2 separate regions of the Homo sapiens genome follow, and region 2 is linked to region 1. A link is a contact called in ENCODE Hi-C or POLR2A ChIA-PET data. All regions are on one chromosome and are shown on one strand. The core of a region is the stretch at or near the end of the contact, and the rest is flanking DNA. Distances in the headings are between cores, read along the strand shown.

Evidence for each region. A loop is a pair of places that touch in the nucleus more often than their neighbours do. ChIA-PET counts read pairs that join two places held with the same protein, here RNA polymerase II (POLR2A). Pooled maps may share reads with other maps.
Region 2: a loop to region 1 is called in a map of mucosa of descending colon, with 8 times the contacts of the local background. The contact joins the promoter of LINC02204 here to the enhancer-like site in region 1. A Hi-C loop is called at or near these places in 1 of 168 maps with a recorded cell type or tissue (mucosa of descending colon) and 1 of 50 pooled maps. POLR2A ChIA-PET finds 5 or more read pairs at or near these places in 1 of 52 experiments (T-cell).

What each region holds. Positions count from the first base shown.
Region 1 is chr15:69,498,475-69,501,459 of GRCh38, forward strand. No RefSeq gene overlaps it. Among named protein-coding and RNA genes, the nearest start is that of LINC02896, 37 kb to the left of the region's middle. RefSeq lists an enhancer at 1,038-1,539. Within about 2 kb of position 1,602, at least 5 of the 41 ENCODE cell types and tissues checked have a DNase peak (open chromatin) inside an H3K27ac peak, as active enhancers do.
Region 2 is chr15:70,585,346-70,588,794 of GRCh38, forward strand. LINC02204 (long intergenic non-protein coding RNA 2204) reads right to left here and starts at 1,261. Exons shown (of 2, transcript NR_135691.1): 1 at 530-1,261. RefSeq lists an enhancer at 235-1,179.

The DNA.
Region 1 (2,985 bases), core at 352-2,851:
GGATGTGTGTGTGTGCGTGTGTGTGTGCGTGTGGACGTGTGTGTGTGCATATGCGTGTGTGTGTGCATGTGTCTGTGTGTGCGCATCGCATGTGTGTGTGTTTGCATTGCCAGACTGCCTGGAAGAGTTTTGGTGGATCAGTCCCTTGACCTCTGACAACTTCTCTGGGTGCAGATGGAGGGCAGGTGCCGGGACATTGGAGCAGAAGGAACCAATTATAGTTTTTTTCCCTCCTTCTCCTCCTTCAAGGAAACTCACTTTTAATTTCCTTTGTGATTATCCTGCTTATTGCCAAACATAAGCTGCTGGCCGGCTCCCCTTTGATTCTTTCTTTCAGTAAGTCCCCTGATATGTCCTTTCTGCCCTTCTCCACCTCCTTTCATTTTTTTACGGTTTTATATTTAGTCCCAGACAGTTGAGAAAATATGCAATGCATGCAACCATGCAGGTCTCATCGCTTGTTTGGGGTTGATTTTGGGCACTGGGTCAGCATCCTGCTGTTGAGGCAATGGGACCCCTTGGGATATCAGAGAGTGAGGCCTGAGAATTAACAGGCGCAACGCTCATGTCAAGGTCTGGGGATGGAGCAGACCCTGTGTTTAAAAGTTTGTATCAAAGTATCCTAAGAAGTCCTCTGATCCTTCCATCCCACCTTGCGCATCCTGTTGTAGTGACTGAGACCGTTGTTGATTCATTCAACAAGTACTTCCTGAGCCCTGCAATGTGTCAAACCTGTAGCTGGTGCTGAGTAAATGCCATGGCCCCCATTCTCAAGCAGCCTTCCTCCTTTTTAATTGCAAAGCCTAAAGAGAGGGTTACCCGCACCCTCATTATGACCTGATTAGTTTTCCAGATTTCTGGCTGCTGCTCAGTAGAGCACAGCCTTGGACGGGGGGTGGGTGGGGTAGGCAGGGGCAATAGCAAGTTCTAAGGACCCGGTCAGGGATGAGAGGTCTGGAGCGCATGCATGAAGAAGGGCTGGGAAATCAGGAGGCAGCATGAGAGTGCAAGGCCCCCGGCAGGGTGTGGGGTCCCTGGAGTTAGAGAAAATTGAGGCAGAAAAGGCCTTGGAGATAATTGAGTTGATCTCTTTCATTTTCACCATGAAGACAGCTGGGCTGAGGGCCAGCCCTTCTGGTGAGAGGTGAGAAGCCCTTCCTTGCCCCTGCACTCTGGGTGTTACTTGCTAAAGTCCTTTCCTGTCTCATGTAGCTGGCATCTTCCTTTGTTCACAGACCTCAATTACGTTTAGCCCTACAGCGGGGAGCGTTGTGAGCAGAAAGGTCAGTCACATGGTGCCCCGTCTATGCTGACTTGATGGCCCTGCTGCTCTGTCGGAAAGCTTCCCAGGCTCCTGGGCTCGGAATGAGCTGAGGCATGGAATTCCACCTGGGCTCCAGGTCACTGTGCTCTCATCGCTTAGATGACTCAACCTCTAGGACAAAGGTGGCTCCCATTGCCGTGGGGAGAAGCTTGTTCTTGGGGGGCTTGACCCAGAACCCTTCAGAGCGGAGCCTGGTCTGGAGTGAGAGCTCAGTGCCCCACTGAGCTCACTGGAGCACAATGGGCTATTTTTAGGGCCTGCCTCTCCTGTTGCTGTCAAACACGCTGGCTGACCGTTTGCATCTGACGCTGTGAGCTGGCGGCCTAAGCAGCTTGTCGAGCCCCTGTTGCTTCCCAAAACCCACTGCCCTAGTTCTGCCTGTCATCTTTCTTTTGTTCTGCCTGCTTTGTCATCGGTGCTGGCACTGTTTCTCCGGGAGCTGGAGAGATGAGGTCTCAGCAAATATCATCAAGGTAGCAGCTTCCTATAGCAGTGCATTAATTTCCTGGGGCTGTTGTAACTAAGTACCACTAGCTGGGATGGGTTAAAACAACAGAAATGTATTCTCTCACAGTTCTGAAGGCTGGAAGCCAGAGATGGAGGTGTGGGCAGGGCCATGCTGTCTTGGAAGGATCTAGGGAAGAACCGGTTGCATTCATTCTCATAGCTTCTGGGATTTGCTGGTCATCTGCACTGCTCCTTGGCTTGAGGCCACAGCACTTCCATCTTGGCCTCTGTCCTCACATGGCCATCTTCTGCTAGGGATCTGTGTCTTTCAAGTCTCCTCTTACAAGGACACCAGTCATACTGGATTAAGGACCCACCCTGCTCCAGCATGACCTTATCTTAACTTAACTAATGGCATGTACAAAGGCCCTACTTCTAAATAAGATCACATTCTGGGGTACTGGGGTTAAGGTGTTCAACATATCATTTTGGAGGACACAATTCAACCCGTAACAAGCAGATTCCCACTGAGTGGATGGTGAGAGCATGGGTGGATGTTCCACCCCCAGGGTGTATGAACCCACCTGTTATCCACATTCCCATGGCCAAAACTCACCAAGGGACAGGGGCATCCAGGGTTTGTGGGGCTTCAGGCGCAGGCAGCTTAGGGACTTTCTTTAAGAAAAAGAATACATCCTGGGCATGGTGGCTCACACCTGTAATTCCAGCGCTTTGGGAGGCCGAGGCAGGTGGATCTCTTGAGGCCAGGAGTTCTAGACCAGCCTGACCAACATGGCGAAACCCTGTCTCTACTGAAAATACAAAAATTAGCTGGGTGTGGTGGTGCACACCTGTAATCTCAGCTACTTGGGTGGCTGAGGCAGGAGAATCACTTGAACTCTGGGAGGTGGAGGTTTGCAGTGAGTTGAGATCGTGCCACTGCATTGAAGCCTGGGCAACAGAGTGAGGCTCTGTCTAAAAATAAATAAATAAATAAATAAATAAATAGTCTCAGAGCAAGAGATGCCACTGTCTCAATGATCTCACATGCCTGAAAGGGTGAAGCTATCTATATGTTTGCTGAGACCACTCCTGCTTTTGGAACTTGGATGGGATTGAAAGGAAGCCTGTATACCTGAGTGGCTTCAGCCTGGGAGACATTTATACAATATGACAGACTAGGCTAATTACTAATGATCATGTATGTTCTTTTG
Region 2 (3,449 bases), core at 11-2,510, 1.1 Mb after region 1:
CCCTCCCCTTTGCCCGGGTGCGCCGCGCCTTTGCCCCGGTGCGCAGCGCCCCCTGCGGACCGAGCGTGGACCCCTTTCCAGCCCGAGCAGGGTCGCTGCCGCGGCGGGCACCAGAGGCCGAGCCCCGCGGGTGAGGACCCCTCCCCCGGCAGCAGCAGTTCTCAGGAGCGCAGGGTTTCAGCGTCAAGGGGTTCTGGGTTCCAGGCGGGACTGGACAACTTGGGAGCTGGGTAGCTGGGACGCGCTGGTCCCCTCTGTGAACGCGCTCCATCCGCAGATGGAAATCCCCTTCCCCCCTCCCCCCCTCGACCCCAGCCCACAGCTAACTTCCCGAGCTCTCTGAGAACCACAGCAGTCGAGGTAACGTCTTTGGCAGCTCCTCTCCTCCCCGCCCCCAGTCTCTGCACAGTGCCCTGTCACCCCAGGTGACCTCACCCCTCCCTCTCCAGAGCCTCCTCTGTCTCTCTCCCCGCAGCCTCCCCTGAACTCTGACCTGTACAACCACGGGTAGTTGTTGCGGAGCACTTACTTGAGAGTCAGGAGATTGGACTCCAGTCAGCTCAGCCAGCCTTTTAGGGCATCGTTCTGTTCCCCAGGTTGGAGTGTCCTGACGCAATCCCTGTTTACTGCAGCCTCAACCTCCAGGCTCAAGCGATCCTCCCGCTTCAGCTCCCACCTCCGCAGTCCCCCACTAGCTGGAACTACCGGCACCGGCCACCACAACCGGTTAATTTTTGTATTTTTTGTAGAGACGGGGTTTCGGTATGTTGTTCAGGCTCCTCTCCAACCCCTGAGCTCAGATGATCCGCCTGCCCTGGCCTCCTAAAGTACTGGGATTATAGGTATTGTGTCCCGAATTGGTGGGTTCTTGGTCTCACTGACTTCAAGACTGAAGCCGCGGACCCTCGCGGTGAGTGTTACAGCTCTTGAGGTGGCGCTTCTGGAGTTTGTTCCTTCTGACGTTCAGACGTATTCGGGGTTTCTTCCTTCTGGTGGGCTCGTGGTCTCGCTGGCTCAGGAGTAAAGCTGCAGACCTTCGCAGTGAATGTTACCGCTTTTAAGGCGGCGCGTCTAGAGTTGTTCGTTTCTCCCGGTGGGCTCGCGGTCTCCCGGGCTTGAGGAGTGAAGCTGCAGACCTTCCCAGTGAGTGTTACAACTCACAAAAGCAGTGTGGACCCAGGGTGAGCAGTAACAAGATTTATTGCAAAGAGCGAAAGAACAAACCTCCCACACTGCGGCAGTGGACCCCCAACTGGTTGCCAGTGCTGGCTCGCGCAGCCTGCTTTTATTCTCTTATCTGGCCCCACCCACATCCTGCTGATTGGTAGAGCCCAGTGGTCTGTTTTGACAGGGCGCTGATTGGTGCGTTTACAATCCCTGAGCTAGACACAAAGGTTCTCCACCTCCCCGCTAGATTAGCTAGATACAGAGCGTGGACACAAAGGTTCTCCAAGGCCCCACCAGAATAGCTAGATACAGAGTGTTGATTGGTGCATTCACAAACCCTGAGCTAGACACAGAGTGCCGATTGGTGTATTTACAATCCCTGAGCTAGACATAAAGGTTCTCCAAGGCCCCACCAGAGCAGCTAGATAGGGAGTGTGGATTGGTGCACTCACAAACCCTGAGCTAGACACAGGGTGCTGATTGGTGTGTTTACAAACCTTGAGCTAGATACAGAGTGCCAATTGGTGTATTTACAATCCCTGAGCTAGACATAAAGACTCTCCACGTCCCCACCAGACTCAGGAATCCAGCTGGCTTCACCCAGTGGATCCCGCACCAGGGCTGCAGGTGGAGCTGCCTGCCAGTCCTGCGCCATGCGCTCGCACTCCTCAGCCCTTGGGCGGTCGATGGGACTGGGCACTGGAGCAGGGGGCAGCGCTCGTCGGGGAGGCTTGGGCCGCACAGGAGCCCATGGAGGGGGTGGGAGGCTCAGGCATGGCGGGCTGCAGGTCTCGAGCCCTGCCCCGTGGGAAGGCAGCTAAGGCCCGGCGAGAAATCAAGCGCAGCGCGCCGGTGGGCCAGCACTGCTGGGGGACCCAGTACACCCTCCGCAGCCGCTGGCCCGGGTGCTAAGCCCCTCAGTGCCCGGGGCCGGCAGGGCCGTCCGGCTGCTCCGAGTGCGGGGCCCTCCAAGCCCACGCCCACCCGGAACTCCAGCTGGCCCGCAAGTGCTGCACGCAGCCCCGGTTCCCGCTCGCGCCTCTCCCTCGCGCAAGCTGAGGGAGCCGGCTCTGGCCTTGGCCAGCCCAGAAAGGGGCTCCCATAGTGCAGGGGTGGGCTGAAGGGCTCCTCAAGTGCCGCCAAAGTGAGAGCCCAGGCAGAGGAGGCGCCGAGAGCGAGCGAGGGCTGTGAGGACTGCCAGCACGCTGTCACCTCTCAGCGTGACCTACGTTGGACAATTCAGTTGTCCCACTCAGAGCTATTTCCTCCTCTTTAAAAACGGAGAAGATCTGCTTGGGTCTGGCACTCCTCATTCCAGTTCACTCTCCAAACTCCATACAGAACTAGGAGCACGCATCCCTATTCCCCTTGCCCAGGGATGCCCCTGCCCCTCCTCCTGGACTAAATTAGTAAAGAGCACCACCAAACCTCATCACCCAGACTACAGAGCTGGGACAGGCAGTATAGACTCTCCTGCTACATCCTGAGAGTCTTCAGAGATGCCTCCCCACCCCCTACCTCTCTGCCTTCTGTCTAAGCAAAGCCACCCCCACATCGCTGCCGGAATGGCTATGCAAAACACAGTTCAGACCAGGCCACTCCCTGCTTCAAACCCTTCAGTGCCTCAGCCTTCAGAATGAAGGCCAAGGTTCGTACCCAGGCAGAGAGAACCTTGACCATCGACCCCTGCGGATGTCTCCAACTTCACACCCCATCCCTTCCCACCTTAGACTGGTCCCCATAATACAAAACGGCTTGTGATTCCACACACTATCCCTCACTTACAGGGTCCCCTTTGCAGAGGACGTCCTCTTCCCTCCCCACCCCACCTCATGCGATAGACACACTGTCCTGTGATTAACTCCTGCTCCTGTGCCTCCTCCCCACCCCACCTCTGCTTCAAAGCCTCCTGTGCTTGCTTCGATTGCTTCCTCTAACCACATTATATTAAAACGTAATTCAGTGTTCTTGTTGTTCCAATTACTTATCTGTCTTCCCTTCTAAATTGTGAAGTCCTCAAGTGCTGTCTTATTCATATAACCCAGATGATTCCTGGGATCTCCCAGCCCACTTAGTTCTAGTTTAGATGAGTTTGCAGTAGACACGGCCAATTGCCCACCCAACAGCCATTTTCCAAGTCATCTTTAATGATAGAATCTTGATTTTGTTCAGGAAGACAATAAGCCCAGCTAAAATAGTCTCCTTCCCAGATTCTCTTACCACGAAGTGTGGCCACGTGACCCATATGTGGCAGAAGTCACTGGATGGCACTCCCAGAAAAG